3 separate regions of the Mus musculus genome follow, and regions 1 and 3 are each linked to region 2. A link is a loop called in an ENCODE intact Hi-C map of the cell type or tissue named here. Cell type or tissue: left cerebral cortex. All regions are shown on one strand. Each heading gives the region's core, and the rest is flanking DNA. Links, peaks and the distances in the headings are about the cores only.

What was found. Peaks named below come from ENCODE experiments on the same cell type or tissue, not always from the same donor. Only the 100,000 strongest peaks of a DNase experiment are listed, where the experiment ranks them.
Region 1: it touches region 2 in a loop (2.6-fold over the local background); 2 of 42 quality-filtered maps call a loop at or near these places.
Region 3: a loop joins it to region 2, with 4 times the contacts of the local background. A loop is called at or near these places in 2 of 42 quality-filtered maps.

What each region holds. Positions count from the first base shown.
Region 1 is chr12:77,016,979-77,023,132 of GRCm38, forward strand. Gm35041 (a long non-coding RNA gene) reads left to right here. Exons shown (of 3, transcript XR_381701.1): 2 at 4,057-4,175; 3 at 4,761-5,062. Among named protein-coding and RNA genes, the nearest start is that of Gm35189, 35 kb to the right of the region's middle. In left cerebral cortex, for the core only: a CTCF peak has its summit at 3,379; DNase peaks (open chromatin) are centred at 3,276 and 5,119; H3K4me3 peaks cover 197 bases; H3K27ac peaks cover 264 bases.
Region 2 is chr12:77,095,384-77,101,537 of GRCm38, forward strand. No RefSeq gene overlaps it. Among named protein-coding and RNA genes, the nearest start is that of Gm35189, 43 kb to the left of the region's middle. In left cerebral cortex, for the core only: no CTCF peak of the experiment used is centred there; a DNase peak (open chromatin) is centred at 3,612.
Region 3 is chr12:77,997,625-78,003,778 of GRCm38, forward strand. No RefSeq gene overlaps it. Among named protein-coding and RNA genes, the nearest start is that of Gm24070, 190 kb to the left of the region's middle. In left cerebral cortex, for the core only: a CTCF peak has its summit at 1,143 (motif pointing right); DNase peaks (open chromatin) are centred at 516, 2,988 and 4,385.

The sequences.
Region 1 (6,154 bases), core at 762-5,761, 78 kb before region 2:
CAGTTTTAAGCTGCCACGTGAGTGCTGGGAATTGAACTCAGGTCCTCTGGAAGACTAGACAATACTCTTAGCCACTGAGCCATCTCTTCAGTCCTTGTTAAAGAAACTTTATCACAGCAAGAAATGAAATTAGAATACTAGAGTTATTAGCCAGCTTGCTCACTAGGCAGCCTCTTTCTCTGAGGCTGGAATTGCAGTTGGGCCACCATGCTCCCCTGGCACTCTCAAGGGTCTCTGGGGATCCATATCTTCTGAGAGTTGTGCAACAAGTTGGGCTGCTTCCCCTACACTTTCACATAGCCCTCTTAATCAGTGAACTGTATTAATCATATTCACTAACATTACCATTAATGAGGTTAACGTATAGCAATGCTACCGGTTTTTATATACTGGGATCTGTATCTCTTAGTCCTTAGTGTTAACATTTTCTTCTGGTGGAATTTAAGGTTTTTGCTAGATGACAGAGTCACTGAACTGGTTTGCCTATTTGAATGTCTTTATCTCTTTCCAGAGTACTTCCAGTGCTGCACTGAACAGAAACAGGCGAGCACCTGGCTTCTTAGAGGAAAGACCTTTACATTTTTACCAGGGAAGATAGGGCTGGTATGTGGTCTCAGATCCCTAAGAGGCTGAGGCAGAAAGATTGCAAATTCAAGGTCAGCCTCATCTACAGAGCAAGTTCCAAGCTAACCTGGGAAATCAATGAGGCCTGTCTTAAAGCAAAACACATGAGACTACAGCTTAGAGATGGAGTGCTTGCCTAGCACATGTGACATCGTCTTCAGTTCTCACTGCTGTTAAAAAAGGTTCACCATGTAGGACGTGTGGCACACACATTTAATCCCAACACTCATGAGTCAGAGGAAGACAGATCTTGAGTTCGAGGCCAGCCTGCTCTACAGAGTTAGTCCCAGGACACCTACACAGAGAATTTCCTTCTCTGAGTGATGTGATGTGATATATATATATATATATATATATATATATATATATATATATATACACACAGCTGTGGATTTACCATCCTTAGCCTTTCTGGGTTGAGGCACGTTCCATCCATGTATAATTTGTTGAGCTTTTCTCATGAAAAGAGGCTGACTTTTGTCTAATTATTTCCTCCATCTTTTGTGATGGTAATGGGACCCTTAGTTTCCCTCTGCTAATATGTTATTTATCACAGTGATTTGTTTATTAATGTTGAAGCACCCTTGCATTCAGCTTCACTTGGTCATGGTGAGTAATCCTTTTAATGTGTTATTGAATTTGATTCGGTAGCTGCTCTGTTGAGGATTTCTGCATGTATATCCCAAAAGGATATTGACCTGTAATTTATCTTGTGATACCCTTGTCTGGCTTTGGAATCAAAATAACGCTGGCCTCATTTAAAAAAAAAAGTTGGACATCCTCTCTGTATCAGTTAACTTGTCTTGTGACAAAACATCCAACGGCAGCAAATTAAAAATAGAGGGTCTATTTTAACCCAGAGTGTGAGAGCACAGTCTCTCCGGGAGAGGAAGGTATGGCCCAGCCGTCCCAGGGTGGGAAGCACACACAGCTGGGATCCTTCCCCTTCCCCTCATATCTTGGTAAAACAGGAAGCAGAGAGTAGACAGGAAGTGCGACTAGGTCCTAAAACTTACAAGGCCCACCCCTAGTGGCCCACTTCCTCCCGGGAGGCTTCCCTTCCACAAGGTTCTACAACCTTCCCAAACAGAGCCACTCATTGGGGTACAAGTGGTTAAACACGTGAGCATGTGGGAGATATTTTATGGTTAAATCATGGCTCCTTTTGGAGCATCCTGTAGTCTGTGACTGTCCTCATGGATGCTGACTGCACTAGTAACTGCTGAGTGGCCTTTAGCCTTTGGCATTCTAGATTTTTCCTTACTTTTACCCTCCTAACTAAGGATCATATGTTCTCTAAATCTTCATGAAGGACATAACATTTTCGGGTGCTTCATCTTTTCTACCATTCTTAAGCTGACTTTGACATATTTATAAAAAGATAAAGAGAGGGATATGTTCTATGGATGTGTGGTGAGGTATGGGGGGAAGGGGGTGCCTTGGCGGGCCCTTGCTGAGGCATCCCTTCCCCCTGAGGGACCAGACACATGAGGGTATAGTATAGAGTTTATTCAGGGTATAGGGAAGGCGGTTAAGGGGGTAGTAGAGGCAGAGAGAGAGAGAGAGAGAGAAAGAGGAGGAGGAGGAGGAGGAGGAGGAGGAGGAGGAGGAGGAGGAGGAATAGAGAAGTAGAGGCCAGCACGTGGAGAGAGAGTGGGAAGGGACAAGAGGACAGAGCAGGAGCAAGAAGTCAAGAACAAGAGAGGAGGGGAGTCAGGCACAGGCACACCTGGCTGTTGCCAGGTAACTGTGGGGTGGAGCTTAGACGGAATGCTAACAGGCTCTACTTGGCTGGCCACAGCAGTAGCAAAACTGAGGTATTTCCCAAGGACTCTGGCTACCTACTCCCTGACTTACAAATTTCTTTCTTTCTTTCTTTCTTTCTTTCTTTCTTTCTTTCTTTCTTTCTTTCTTTCTTTCTTTCTTTCTTTCTCTCTCTCTCTCTCTCTCTCTCTCTCTCTCTCTCTCTCTCTCTCTCAAGATTTATTTATTTTATGTCTATGAGTACACTGTAGTTGTCTTCAGACACACCAGAAGAGTGTATCAGATCCCATCACTGATGGTTGTGAGCCACCATGTGGTCGCTGGGAATGGAACTCAGGACCTCTGGAAGAGCAGTCAGTGCTCTTAACCGCTGAGCCATCCACACACACACACACACACACACACACACACACACACACACACACCCCGCGGCTTACTAGTTTCTGATTCACACTGGTGGTCAGCCGGCCAGAGTGGCATTGAGAGGGAACCAGGGAGGCAGCCGGATTATCCCCACCTGGTTTGCCTCACCTACATCCTGTGAAGAGGCAAACCCAGCTCCCTACTGAGCACTTTAGAGAGTGCTCCTCACAGTGTTAAAAATCACCCGTGCCACAGAGCACGCAATTTAAAAACAAAAGATAGAAAGCAGTGGAGTGGCCAGGAAGGGCAGTTTTTTAAAATCAGCAATAAAATGCCAGTTTGAGGCTCACCCCCAGGTCCGGAAGATCACCTGGCCCATTGGCGCTCTGTCAGCAGGAAGTGCAGGAAGTGATGTTCCTTCAGCTGTTAGCTCCCAAAGCTAGTGAGCCAACCACCTTCCTTCAGATTCCCTCCAAGTCTTTATGACTCAGCCCCAGGCCAGTGCCAACTTGCTTATTTTCTTCCTGTGCCTGGTTCTTGGCAGCTTGTAGGAGACTGTGGTGTCTGACAGGGGCAGAGCAGCTGGCCTGCTCTAAGCATTCAGTCCTGGGGCCAGCGTAGCAGCCAGAGAGAGCGCTACTGCTCAGCCTTCACTGTAGTGGGCGACAAAATGATACTGTTGATCAAGCTAGTAGCCCAGTGATGATGGTGCCGAGAGCTAATCTCCACAGAGGCTTCTGTGAAGGGAGGGTGTTGTCTCTCGGCTAAGGTTTTGCCAGTCTTGGAAGACACGTTTAGAATTAGAGAGGAGAAACGGAAACTAACCATGCCACTGGGCGGGAAGAGGACAGCATCATGCTTACTTAAGTCGTTTTGGGTTGATGGAAGAAAATAATCTCTTGTAACAGAGATGGCCTCACTGTTGATAGATTTGCCTCAAGACTGAGCTAAGAACTAGGGTTTGAGAGAGGCTGAGCTGTCATTTCTAGCCCCTTCCTCACCTGCATGACCTCGGTCAAGTCGTTTCTCTGTGCTTCAGTTTTCCTTGCTGGTAAAATGAATGGAGCTGGCCTCAGTACTTTCCCTTTCATAGTACACAGTAGATCTCTGTCTGTCTGTGTGTCTGTTTATCTCTCTCTCTTTCCTTTCTGTAGTCCTTCCCCTACCTCCAAAGTGCTAGGATTAGAGGGATGAACGACCACACTTCGAAGGCTGACTTGGAGATCTTCCTGCCCCAGGCTCCTAAGGGCTGAACTGACAGATACTCACTACCAAGCCTGTTTACATAATAACTTTCTTTTTCAGAGAGCCTCACCCATGCCTGGAAGACAGGTATCAGCTGTCTCTAGCTGACAGATCCTGCGAAGATCACTCAGAAAAGAGCCATTTCCTGGGCTGGTGAGATGGTTGGTTCATCAGGAAAGGTACTCATTGGCAAACCTAATGACCTGAGTGTGATTCCTAGGTCCCACGTGGTGGAAGGAAAAACCCGACTCCTGCAAGTTGTCCTCTGACCTTCATACCTGTGCTGTGCAATGCACTTGTACATCCATGTATACACTCACAAACATACATACATACACACACACACACTGAAAGAAGGAACAGAAAGGTAGAAACTAGGTAGAAGAACCATTTTCTGGTCACAGCAGGTTTCTCTCCTGCGGCTACAGCCCCGTGGCAGCTTTAGGGAGTAGGGATGTCGGGGAGGTGGGGAGAAGCAGCATCCTTGGGCTCAAACACACATTTATTAATCATAAGCTTCCCTACTCATTGTGTTGGTGGTTTGCCGTTTGGTTGTTTTCCATGTGGTCCTAATGCAACCACATCCTGGCATTTCCAGAGCACTGCCCCACAGGAAGAGCTGGCCCTGTCTCACCTGGGCAGCCATGAGATCTCAGTTCCAGCTTCACAATGCTCCACTCTCTCGCCCTCCCGAGCATCCTCCTGCTGCATTCATTTCTCCCCAGCCCCTGGTTTATTCAGCTGTGTTCTTCTCTGCTCCACAGGCGATCTGTCACGGGAGCCCATCACAGCCCGATTGGAGTGCACTTTATCTTTTCCTCTGCCCTGTCTGCTGAGCAAACATGCACATTTGGCATTTCAGCCCTGGAAATTCTCAGACTCTCATTGCTCTTGCCCCAGATGGAAACTTCAGTGTCTTTGCAGAAAAATTCCACATTCTCCTGCAACCTAAACCCAGCTCTTTACTGAATCCTTAGGATATGCTGGGCTGTTGTGTCCTCAAGAGGGTTATGATACTGCGCGTGGAATGAGAGAGATGTATGTGAAACAATTTGAAAACAGGAAAGGCACACAGTGTAGTCATTCTTGCCACCAGATGCTAAAATGTGCAGGGTTAAGATCCCACTCAGCCAGCAGTGAACGCTGACTCACACAGAGTCCTTCTGCGCATCTCGTTTCTACCTCACAACAAGCCTGGAAGTTGGGCTCACTGTCCTTATTTTATACACCAGCAGACTGAGTCACAATTACTCCAATGGCCTAAGGTCTCAGGGATGGTAAGACAAACCAGTTCTGCTCACCCTACTCCACACGATGCATTCAGCATTATTATTCTATTTTGCCATGTTGGGGATTGAACCCAGGGTCCCATGCACTCTATGCTACTAGGCCTAGTCCCCATTTGAAGCTCTTTGTAGGGTCCCTGCTTTTATGAGCTCCATGACAATAGGAGCTGGGTGATTTGCTCCTGGCTGTTTTCCAGAGCCCAGTTCTAGAAACCAGGCTGCACCTTTTGCAAAAGCATCCACTGAAAAAGCGAGACCAATGATATCTTTCTCTAGAGTCAGAATTGGGGAGCCCTTGCCAGGTTCTTGGGAGTGGGGTTCGGGGGTTGTTCAAGCTTGGTCACTCCAGTGGGGGAGGGGAAGGGCTTGGTCATAAAAGAATAGAGAAAGAAAAGGAAGTAAGAAACAAATACCAAACAACAAAGAGACCCCATGTGACAGCCTGAGCTTCGGATAACCCAGCACTACTGCTGTTTATCAATTCTTAAAATCCAGCTCTTGCTAGGTACGTACTACACCCCAACACTCGTGGCAGTGCTGGCCTGTGCTTGTGCACTGAAGTCGGAGTCTCACATGAGAACAAAGGCTGGCTCTACCCTATTTTGCAGCCCCTGAGGTGAGTTGCTCCTTCACAGCCTGTATTCATTAGAGTGAATTGAAATTAAGAAGGGTCCCTTGCTGCTCACCCCACTTCCTTTTTAAATCTGTGTCTCCCTCGCACCCCCGTCCGGGAAGTGGCTCTGATACAAGAGAGACTCAGTGGAGAAGCCCCTTGGTTGCTATAAGCAGAAATGAATGAGATGCCAAGTTTTTTTAAAGCCCTGCGTCTGATCTGTCCTAGATTGTATTCCCATTCTAAAAAAAAGGAAAGA
Region 2 (6,154 bases), core at 670-5,669:
GTCAGTGTCTATGTCTTTCTGATGTTCTGGTCTCTGAGTCTCTTTTTGTTTCCCTCTCTGTTGCCTACCCCCTTCTCCCCCTGTGTCTGCTTGTACGGAAGACAGGAAGTTCCATTTATCTTTAAGCAGCTTCTGCTTCCTGTCTCAAAAGAATTCCTGGGGTGGAGTGGGGTGTGACTAGAAGCATCTCCAGATGGAGAGAGGAGACAATGGAAAAATACAGAAAAAAATATAAAATATTGTTTTGTCACATGTAATTTAGACATTACTTAGGAGAGCTCAGCCTCATAAGAGAGCTAGCTCTGTGCTCTGTGGCACCCAGCCAACCAGTCATTGGATCATGTGACGAAGAGAGAGAAGGTGTCATTCCAAAGAACCTTCCAGAAGCCTACAAGGTTGCTCAAAGTCTTGTGACATAGCTGACTCCTATCTTAAGTCCTAAGGTGTTATTAAAATATTTCTCTTTTTTCATAAGCATTGTCTTGGTTGTCTTTTGTGGTCATGTGGTTGCTGTCAATACTTCACTAGTACTGGGAATGATGGTCTGAGATCACTTCGGTGAGAGGTCTTTGGTTGTTCTGAGGGAGGCCCTGCTTGTCACACAGGGCTGGAACGGCCCCTGTCTTCTCCTCCTTTGTGGGTCTTTTTTCTTACAGCTGCAGCCTGTGAAGACATGGCTGGATGACACTGGGTCTTCTGGCCTTTCCGCTCAGGGAAATCAGTGCAGCAGATGTGCGCAGTTTGGATTTCTACAGTTTCCCACCCAGAACTAAAAGGACCTTTGGGATGGGTAGAGCTGACTCCCAACCTACAGATAGAGCTAGGCTCCGAGGAGCCAAGGAAATTGGCTAATGTCACATGTGTGGACACAGTCAGGTACACTTTTTTTTTAAAGATTTATTTATTTATTTATTTATTTATTTATTTATTTATTATAAGTACACTGTAGCTGTCCTCAGACACTCCAGAAGAGGGAGTCAGATCTCGTTACGGATGGTTGTGAGCCACCATGTGGTTGCTGGGATTTGAACTCCTGACCTTCGGAAGAGCAGTCGGGTGCTCTTACCCACTGAGCCATCTCACCAGCCCCCAGGTACACTTTTTACTCTCACCCTTCCTTTAACACCCCTAATCCTCTTGTCTTTCCCTTAATTCTTAGCATTTTTCTGGGTCCTTGGGGATGATTTACCTGCCATTATCTTACTGCTGCCTCTGAGGCCAGCATTCTGGGCCCATCCTGCTGACTCCTGCTCTTTCCAGCCTATTGGGCTGTGAGATTATTAACCCAAGGACAACGAATGCTTGTAGAACTCATGGGACATTGGCCTGGGTTTTGCTCACATCCATCATCTCTAGAGCATTTTTGAAGGGGATTGGGAATGTGGGGCTTTCAGAAGGCAGTCTTATTTATTAGTTTATAGTACAGGAACACACACACACACACACACACACACACACACGCACACACGCACACACGTACACACACACACACATACAGTCTCCTATATTAGGCCCCTTTGCAGCTGGAAAGTGGAAACACACTCTACCTACTGTAGGTATGTTCTGGACATGTTCATGTATGACATTCTGATCTGAAGTCAAATCACACAGCAAACAATTCTGAGGTCTTTTGTTTCCCATCATTTTGATTAGCTTAATTAATAACTAGTGGTAATATTCTAAAGTTGTTTTAATATCTTCAACCATGCTGAGGGGTGGAATATAGCTGTAACTCCAGCTTTCAGGATGCAGAGGTAGGCAGGAGAATTCCCAGTTCAAGGCCAACCTGGCCAATATAACAAACCCCTGTCTCAAATAACTAAAATCCTCAGCCGTGTTCCAGGTCACTATCCATGTACAGCATTCTACAACTCACATGATGAGCTCTGGAGGTGCTAGATGGGTTTACAGTTGGATGAAAGATAAAACCTGGAGCCACTAGGTTTGCAGAGGGGAATTTGAGTCATGTCGTTTAACTGTATTGGGTTTATGATAAAATTCCTAGAAAACTGCAGGTTTATAGCTGGAGAGAAAAAAGGCCTTAACCGAGGTTCCTTCCTCGGGTGACTCTAACTTGTGTCAAGTTGGCACACAAAACCAGCTAGCACAACGACTAAATTTAAAAAAAGAATCTTAAATTTTCATACAATGTATTTTGATCACATTCTTTCCCCTCCCCCAACTCCTTCCAGAACTTCTCACCTCCCTACCCACATAACTTCATGTTCTCTCTCTTACTCGCAAAAACTCCCCCCTTCAAAAATCCTAAACCCAAAATCAAAACAAGATACAACCCCCCCCCAAGACAAAACTAACAAAACAAATAGTGCACAAAAATCCATGGGGTCCGTTGATGTTGGCTAACTACTCCTGGACTTGGACCTGCCGTGGAGTGTGTTTGGTACCCAGAGCTACCTACCCTATTGGAGAAAACTGATTTTCCCTTTCTTAGCAGGTATCGATTGCAAATAATTTCTAAGTTAGGGATGGGGCTTTGTGTCCATTCCTCTTCTCAGAGCTGGGCTTTTGCCTGGTATGATCCTGTGAGAGTCTAGCGTATGCTCATGGCCACTGTGAATTCACATGTGGAACAGTCCTCTTGTGTCTGGAAGCCACTGACTGCTTGGAGTTATCTACCTCTATCACCTTTGGCTCATACAATCTTTCCACTTCCTCTTTTGCATAGATCCTTTAGCCTTGAGGGGAGGGCTTTGATGAAGACATCCCATCTAAGAGTGCTCCAAAGTCTCCTAGTCTCTGCATGTTGTCCCATTAGCTTCTCTAAAGGAGGCTGATCAACACTATGATCCAAGTCCCAGCCCCAGAAGGCTGAATTTTTAATGAACACCACAGGTGATCTTACACAGGCAGCCTACATACCGATGTCCTGGCTTGGAAGCCATTTGGCTGTGTAAATCTGGACAGAGCTCTTGCTTTGCCTAAACTGAGGACCAGAGTACTCTGTAGGGCAGTTGTAAAGATTGAATGTAAAGTACTTGGTGTGGTATCTTACATATGGTGAGTCCACAAGTGGTTGCTGCTGTTGCTATTATGATTATTTTATTTATGTCACCCACAAGCAGGATTTGTGTTGCCACCATTTGCTTCCATTCTCTGCCTAACCCGAAAGATCTGTCAGTCTTTCTCCTAAACTATCTAATTCCCAATCCAATCCACGACATTTATAACATTTACTCCTTACCATGGAGTCCCCACCTGATACAGGATTCACATACCCCTGACCTCTTAGACACCTCTTGTGCATTGCTTGGACCAATCCTGGTTGTCAAAGTGTTGAGAGTGTTGTCTTTGGGTGGGCAAATGGTAGACGGTCACTTCTTTTGAGTTCATTTCCTTACTGCCTGCATTTTCTGATTTGTTTTGCCATAGCATGCATTGCATTTGAACCAAGAAAAGAATTATATTTCAATTTTTAGAAAAATCAAGTTGTTGCCATGTCTAGGAAACTTTCCCTGAAGAGTTCTGCTGAGTTCTGGGTTCTCCTTTTAAACCTTACGCCCCCTCAGCACCTCCACTCCCTCCACTCTGTCGTATTTACTTCGGCTTGAGGTGTCTGTAGATGTTCTTAAAAGGCCGAGAATCCTTGAGTAGGCAGTTGGCAACTTGAGGGAGAGGCTGTATCATTTCTTTTTTAGGAATAGCTTGAGTATTTCTTAGCCAACCTCAGTTTTCTACCTACCCCTGAACTGAATCCAAGTCTGAGAAACTGAGGGTGTTTGGTTAGAGCAAGGCTTGCTTGGACCCAGATGAATTCCACAATTTTTCCAACTTAAAATTCCTGATACTGGCTAGAGCCCAGGCAGCACATCACTTGTCTAGCCAGTATGAGGTCCTTGCTTGGATTGCCAGCACTGCAATAAGCTTCCTGACACTTAACAATCTAGATTCACAGGGCAGCTTTCTGTAAGGACTTCCTGTGTCATAGAACTTGGGCCCACACTTTAGCTTATGCATGAAGTAAGCCAAATCTTTTAGAATCTCCAGATACCCTTTAAGTTTTGTTTTATTTTATTTATTTTATTTGTTTATTTATTCTTGAGATAGAGTCTGACTATGTAGCCATGGCTGTCCTGGAACTCACCATGTAGACCAGGATGAAGTGAATGGGTCTACCCACTATGTTGACCCTAATCCTAACCCTAACCTTGAACTCATAGTGATCAGCCTGCTTCTGCCTTCGAAGTGCTGGGATCAAAGGTCTGAGCCACCACTGCCTGGTCCATACTTTTTCCTCACCGTTTTATTAAGCCCCTCACTGCTCTGAGAGGCCTGATGAAGGCTGAGTTATGACTTATTTGCTCACCTGGTGTTTGGTTAAGCACCAAAGATGACTAAAAACAGGTGTGACTAAGAACCTGGGCTTTCCTGGGTGTGGCGGCACACATCTGTCATCCTATTACTCAGGGAGCTGAGGCAGAAGGATTGTCTCAACCTCTATTTATAGAAGGAAGGACGGAAAGTGAGGAGGCAAAAGAAGGGAAGGTAACGGATTTAAGTCAGGCATGGAGATGTGAAGAGAATAGTGCTGCATGGGTCAGATAAAGGTTTAGAAAACATGGCCCCAGCGTGACTATCTGTAGCAAATGAACTAAGAAACCAACTACCACAAGGAAATCCATGGTTAGTAATAAATATAATGATTACGTAACTTGTTACATAACCATTTCCTTTTTTTTAAAAAAAAAAGATTTATTTATTTTATATATGTGAGTAAACTGTACCTGTCTTCAGACACACCAGAAGAGAGCATTAGATCCCATTACAGATGGTTGTGAGCCATCACACATGGTGATGTGGTTGCTGGGAATTGAACTCAGGTCCTCTGGAAGAGCAGTCAGTGCTCTTATCCACTGAGTCATCTCTCCAGCCCAACCATTTCATGTAAATGCTACTTTTGTGTATTTTTACCTAAATATGTCCTTGAAACCAAAGGCATACACCTTTATCTAGACTAAATAAACTACACCACACTCTCTCCTATTTCTTGCCTCTTTAATTTTCCAGCCCCTGGGAACCTTGGGTCCTTGGCCTCAGAGCCTGGACCTGCCCTAGTATGAGCACTTGTGAAGTGGAGGCTGGTAATTCAAGGGTTCAAGGTCATCCTTGGCTATATAGCAACTTCAAAGCCAGTTTAGGCTATGTGAAACCCCATTTCAAAAACCAGACAGGAACCAAGAGTAAAAGAACTTAGGCCAGATAAGCATTGTTCTAGTTCTGCTTGTAGGTTACAGATGAGAAGTTACTTCTCCTAGCCACACATGGGAATGCCCAGTATATAGGACTGTTATGAGAACTAAGGAAAATATGACAGAAGAAGTGCTCTACTCTTAGTTACTGGCAGCTTTTATTACTACGGGGAACTTTCAGTGCAGCAGAGAGAAGGGACAGTCCTTACCGCTCACTTGAAAAACCCTTTCTGAAAAGGGAGATAGGAAGAGCTGCTCAGAATGTGTGGCTCAGAATGAAAGATAACATTTTCATAGGTGGGAGACAGTGAGGGTATGGATTCTCTAGGAGCCGACTGTGCATGGGAACCATCTGAGACACCTAAGACAACTGCAGAAAGTCTTGAAGGCATCTAGAAGGACAGGTGAGAGATGGAGTCAGGGAGAGGATGTGTGGTGTGGAGGAGTGATGCTGGGTAGGTTACAAACTGGAGGTGGCTGATGGGGCTGTAAGGTAGCAATAGCCTGGAAGCTAAGGGCTCTTGCAGTAGAGGAAATAAGTCCTGCACTAGTATCATTAACGAATACTGTGATCTTGGACAGTAGTCCAGGTATTTTTCAAACACCAGAAAATCAACATCCAAGCTCAAGGCATCAAGTAGCTTGGGTGTTTGGTGAAAACCCATTTTCTTGTTCCTAAATAGAGCTTTCTTGCTGTGTTCTCACAGAATGGGAGCAAGGGGGCTGTGTGGAGTCTCTTACATAGTCACTACCATGACTGAGTTATCCTCCCAAAGTCCCACCCAAATACCAATGTCTTTCAGGTAGGACTTCAGTGTGTGAATTTTGGAAGGGCACAGGCACTTAGAATATGGCAGTCCCTCACCCCAGGAGCCTGTGGGATTTTGTTTGTTTTTTGCTTGTTTGTTTTTTGACTATGTAATATAGCTAGTGATACCTCCTTCTCC
Region 3 (6,154 bases), core at 389-5,388, 900 kb after region 2:
TTATTTACCCCATACATCTTGAAATCCTTTCTCAACCCTCTTTCCTCCTCAGGAGAACATACAGGCTTTCTTCCTGAGCTTAGTTAGCTTCAGCACCACTGTCCTCAAATTCCTCTTCCTTCATGCTGTCACCTCTGTCTCTTTGACTCTGCTGCCTTTTCATGCAAGAGTCTTGATGCTTTATTCCCCCTTCTTCAAGTTTATCCTCAGATCCTTTCTCTGATGATGTGTAACTACCTCCCAAGGATGGTGCCCATCCAAAGGGAAGACAAAGTCTCTCTGATTTTATCTAACAACATGAAATCCACAATAGTGTTCTGCAGGGATTTATTTGTAGGAGACATTTGTAGCTTGATATTCCTGAAGCTTTTAAAGCCTGTTAGGAAAGCACTTACCATTTTTAGAAAATGAAACTTGTCTAGCTTCCAGTAGGAATACAAACTAGAAACCATCATCACAGTTTCACTCAGCAGACTGGTGAAGTAGGGTGATTTTTACCCCCAGGAAGCTGAAAGTAATGTCTGGAGATATTTTGGGTTTTGCACGAGAATGGAATGGTGACTAAGAAACAGAACCCAAGAGTGCCAACAGCATCTGAAACATCTACAGTGCACAAGATAACCCAAATCATAGAGACATATCCAGCCCCAAATGCTCTTAGTGCAAAGGTTGATAAACCTCTCAAGATGTGGAAATGACAACTCAAGGTCTACACTGTTCATCACTGATTAATGCTATTCAATGACTACCACCTCCACAATGCATTCAAATAATTGCGGCATGTATTTGTAGATATTTTTGTTGATTACAGGTTCATTCTTCTCGTCTCTGTAATTTAAGTATTTAAAGCCTTCAAGGAAATGAACCATCCTCACTATATACTTAGTAACCCAATAAAATCTGGTTTACAATTGGATATGATGTTCTATATTGATAGAGACTATCTAGCAAAAAGTTCTAAATTTCTTACATTATTTTGTATTACTGCAATAGAATATCTAAGGCCTATAGATAAAAGGATTTATTTCTTAAAGCTTTGGAAACTGAGAAGTCCAAGATAAGGGGCTACATCTAATATGGAGTGTTTTTGTTTTGTTTTTAAGATTTATTTATTTATTTTATGTAGGTGGGTATACTGTCATCTTCAGATACACCAGAAGAGGGCACCAGATCCCATTACAGATGGTTGTAAGCCACCATGTGGCTGCTGGGAATTGAACTCAGGACCTCTGGAAGAGCAGCCAGTGCTCTTATCCACTGAGCCATCTCTCCAGCCCATAGGGGGAGTTCTTACTGTGTTGTATCACATGACAAGGCCATAGAAGCATGTAACCTTGGGTTTCTCTTTTTATATCTTGAGGCCCCCACCCTCATAACTTCATCTAGTCCTAATTACTTCCCAAGGCCTCACCTCCAAAAACATGAATCAGGAGATTAAGTTTCTGCCACATAAACTTTTAGGGGAAATTTCTAAACCATAGCAGTCTCCCCTTTGCTGCCAGGGACCCCAAGCTGCTCCATGGAAGGCAAGGTGGAGGTGCTGTATAGTTAAGATAGATTTGAACTTGCAGAAGTGACAACAACCCCAAATCCTAGTTTCTCTAAAGCTTCAAGATTTTCTCACTCAACGTCTTAACTATAGACCAGCAGGTGTTCTGCTCCTCTTTAGTCGCTCAGAGGCCCAGACTGATCAATACTCTGCTGTGTCATGCTGAAGCTTCAGAAGTCATCTCAACAGAGAGGAGACAGTAGAGATGTAGACCTCAGCTCGGAACTATTACAAGTTGTTTCTTCTCAAGGTTTGTAGGCTAAAATATTCATATAGCCATAGCCAGACCAGACCAGATAGAAGACTGAGCAAGCAGACTATTAGCTAAGTTTAATTTTTAGCCCGAGCAGGTAATATCCAGGCAAGTAATTTCTCCAAGTCATCATTTCTCCCATTTTTGAGGCAGCAAAAAGAATAATTATTCCTTATACAGTGGCTGTGATGCATCAAACTAAATGTTTTACAATTCGTGATCTACAGCAGACTTCAGACCTATGGTATAAGTAGGCACAGTTAACAAAAAAATGTTGTTGTGATTACAATGATAGTAATGACTATATTGTTCTTAGTTTACAAAGTATGTGTGACTCCATCCAATCATAAGACAAGGTGGGCTCAACTAGAATCTTCTCCCTGACTTTTCTTCCCACCTGTGTCAATACAATGATTTGTCAAATTTTATTTTGTATCCTTGAGAGTAGTGTTTAATCTTTATTAATTCATCTAAAAATCAATTTTGAATACCATGTTTTAATCAATATATGGGTAGATACGAGACTTAAATAGAAAGATAAATGAGACCATAGCCACCTTCTTCCAAGAGTTCACAGCCTGAGACTGTGGGAATCCAGAAGAACTTAGGAATGGTACCCAGCAGTTTGAGGAATCACACACACACACACACACACACAAAACCTTTGTGAATAAATGTATAAAAGTTAACTGTAGTTTAAATGGATGTTGTCAAGGAAGTAAGTGGTCTGATGAGGAAAAATAGTCCAGCAAAAGGAAGACCATTTGTAAAGATTCAGAATGAATGTGTAATTGTGTAATTTAGTAAGGTCAGAATATTGAACAAAAAGAAGGGCAGGAACTAGGAGTAGAGGCAGTCTTCTATACCATAAAGTATAAGCAGGATAGCAACATGATCAAATCTGCTTTTGAAATAATCTATTAAGTGTGTATATTAATCTGCTAATGCCACTATAACAAAATAACCAAGTACTAAGTAATTTAAACGATAGAAATTTATTTTTCACAGTTCTGTGGCTTTACTTCCAAATTCAAAAAGGTGACAGGGAGTACAGCTACTCTCTCCTTAGACTGTAGGTTGCTTTATCTTCCTTGTCTCCTCACATGGCCATATGGTCTTCCTTCTGTGTACACACCCTTATGGTATCGACTCTACTTCTTATAAGAGCATTAGTCACACTGGAGAGGGCCCCACCCTTATGACTTCATTTAACTGTAGTTATCTCCTTAGTGGGTATCTCTAGACTTAGCTTCGCTGGGTGTGAGAACTTTAGTAGGAAAGGACAATTAAGTCTAACACTGGCCAAGCTTGCTAGCAGGAAACAGAGAGAGGAGAAAGCTGCCACAATCCAGGCAAATCATTCATTGACTTGTAATAATTTAATGGACATAAGGATGAAGAAAAGGGAGGTATCTGAAAAATAAAAAGTCAGTAGGCATAGGTATGTCGCTTAAAACCTAGGTTGGGAATACAAAATGAGAGAGCTATCAGCTTGGATGGAGTTAGCTAAGGACATGAAAATAGATTTGGTCACCCGAGTAAACTCAGTAGAGTGACAAGAAGAGGTGGCCAAAAGCCAAGCCTCAGAAAACACCATTTACAAAGTGGACAGAAAGAGAATGGCCAAAAAAGCACTTGAGAAAAGAGCTTAAAAGCAAACTAAAAACTCAAGATCATTTGAGGTCACAAGAAAGACAGTGAAAGGACCCTGCTCAGTAGGGTCAAATGCCAGCAAATCGTTAATAATGTACATTTTACAATAGGTTAAGGACCCAGAGACTGAATGACCTCTCTGGGGACAGGTGTGGCACAGAAAAGACTGACTCTGTGATGGTGCTGTGTGACAAGGGGACATGAGGGACAGAGGAAACTAAAGTCCTCGTGACTCGGTTGACTGAGGAAGATACATAAAGGAAAAAACGTTGAGGCAGATAAGCAGGTTAAAGATGTGCTTTTGTTCTGGTGAGAAGCTGAAGTACGCCTTTATGCTGAGAGGCACATGCCAGTCAAGAGGTAGATTGCAACTCTATCAGAGTATAGGAGAGTGGTGGCCTAGGAAGCATTGGGAGTCCTGACTACTTAAAGCCCGGTACAGTCTGTCTGATGTAGAGAACTTAGGCTGTGCAAAAGTTAAAGCACACAGGATGCTGAGGTTCCCGCTTCTCCCACCTCTGTCCTAAAATCTTCAAGGCATCTTCTACGTTCTTAGACGGCTTTTCACACATCTTCCGATCTATTAGGGCAAACACATTATTTTTCTGGGTCAGGTTATTGTTACCTAGATATCTGAGATTTATCAAAGTCCCCAGCACCTAACAGTTCAATAAACACTTGACAAATAAGTCAACCTGAGGCAGTGTCTTATCCCGCTTAGTGCATATCTTCCTGTGGAGACCAGAGAATGGACCACGTGGTAGTCAGGTATAAAGAAAAGGCAGGCTCACTTGCACGGAAGCTCTCTAGGAAAGATTCATTATTCATTCCACAAACATTTACTGAGCGTATGGCGCTGCCTTCAGCCACGGAACAGATGGCCCAAGGCAACCGACACACGAAGCCTCCTCCAAGCTGGAGGATTCCCTACTCCCCACAAATGACAAATCAGTAGCTGTTGCATGCATCCATCTGCTGCGATCTGGAGCCCAGATATTCTCTCCGCCTCTCCAGCATGGAGAAGCAGATCACTACCAATTTTCCTTTCTGTCAACAGGAGTTGAGGAATAGAGTGTGCCGAATTGACATAAGCAGCTCCAATTGCCTTCAGAATTTGGCCTGAAGCCCAATTATATTTTTCTAGTTTGTGCCACAGTACATGAAAAGTACAATTTGTCTCATTTCTTTCCCTTACTTTTAAAAATATTCAAAAAAAAAAAAACTTGGCTGAGTGAAACCAACCAAGCATGTTCTTCAGGAATAACTTTGAGCACAATCATAGCTATGTTATTATGATATATACTCTAAGGCAGATTCAGTTGAAAGAATGTGGATATATTATTTTAAAATTATATGCACATGAATAAAGTATACTGCATACAAATAATTTTAAAATATTGTTGCTAGGTTGAGGATAACTCAAGGTTATAAATACATTCATGTGCACAGGCATGATTATGGTCTTACACACACACACATACACACACATACAGAAAGAGAGGGGGGAAGAGAGAAGGAGAGAGAAATTCATTCATTCACCAATGCAATGTTTTGTAAAAGAATTATTTTCTAAGCTTGTTGTTTGAAATTTGGACTATATATTTTCAAGAATAATGTATGCATATAAGTGGCTTGTCAAGGAATCTCAAAAGGCCGACTTCACCAACAGTTCAGACAAACTAGGTAAAATTGGTCCGGTTTCCATGGGCAGGAGATGTAGTGGTTCCTGCCTGAAATTTCAGCACCAGACTGCCTGAGGCAGGAGGAACACCATGGTTTTGAGGATAGCCTGAGTTAATGATGAGTCCAGGACAACTTGGACGAGAGAAAAGACCCTGTCCCTGGCAGGGTCTCATGCTTAGACACAACACCATGTTCTAATTGCATTCACACCTTGCCTATAGCTTAGTACATATGACTAACTATAAACAGACCCACACCCGTGGTTCGTCTTCAAGAGAACCTAGGAGGGAATACACTGGTAAGATACAGATAAAGCGAGTTTAGACCATTCAGTTGTCTTCTTGGAACAGAAAATAGAAAACATTTTTTCAAACTGATTTAATCACTAGCATCTAAAATGAGAAACAGAGTAGATGCCGTGGATGTATGCAGACTTCAGTTTTCCTCTTCTGTGAACACAGCCCAACACCATGTGACTATTTCTGGCCAACAAACCATGAGTACAAATATATCCTTAAGGCTGAGGCAGGCAGGGGAAAGCTACAAGGTGTGAGCACCCAGTCTCTCTGTTTCTTGGTGTTTAGTTTGCTAGGGTTGCTATAATCTTAATTATAGCATAGTACCATAATCTTAATTGTAGGAAACAACATCAGCTCAGGATTCCCAAGATCAAGTTTTCAGCACAAAGGAGATTTATTTGCTTCAGAGGAAGCAGGGGGCAATCAGGGAGAAAGGCAAGGCCTGCCAGAGCCATGTTTGCCATGCCAGGACTGGCTAGAGTCCCTCATTATGGCTTAAATAACAGAAAGTTTCTATCTCACAGGTAAGAAACTTGAGAGTAGGGTGCTTCTGGCCAACGGACTATGTTCCCTTTATAATCACAAAGGAAAGACATACTCCAGGACTTTGTGTTGGCTTCTGAGAGTACAATGTCTGTGGCAATGTAATTCCAACCTTCACATGGCAAGTTTCTCTGTGTGCCTCTCTGCATCGAGAGTGCTGCCTTCTTGTATGGG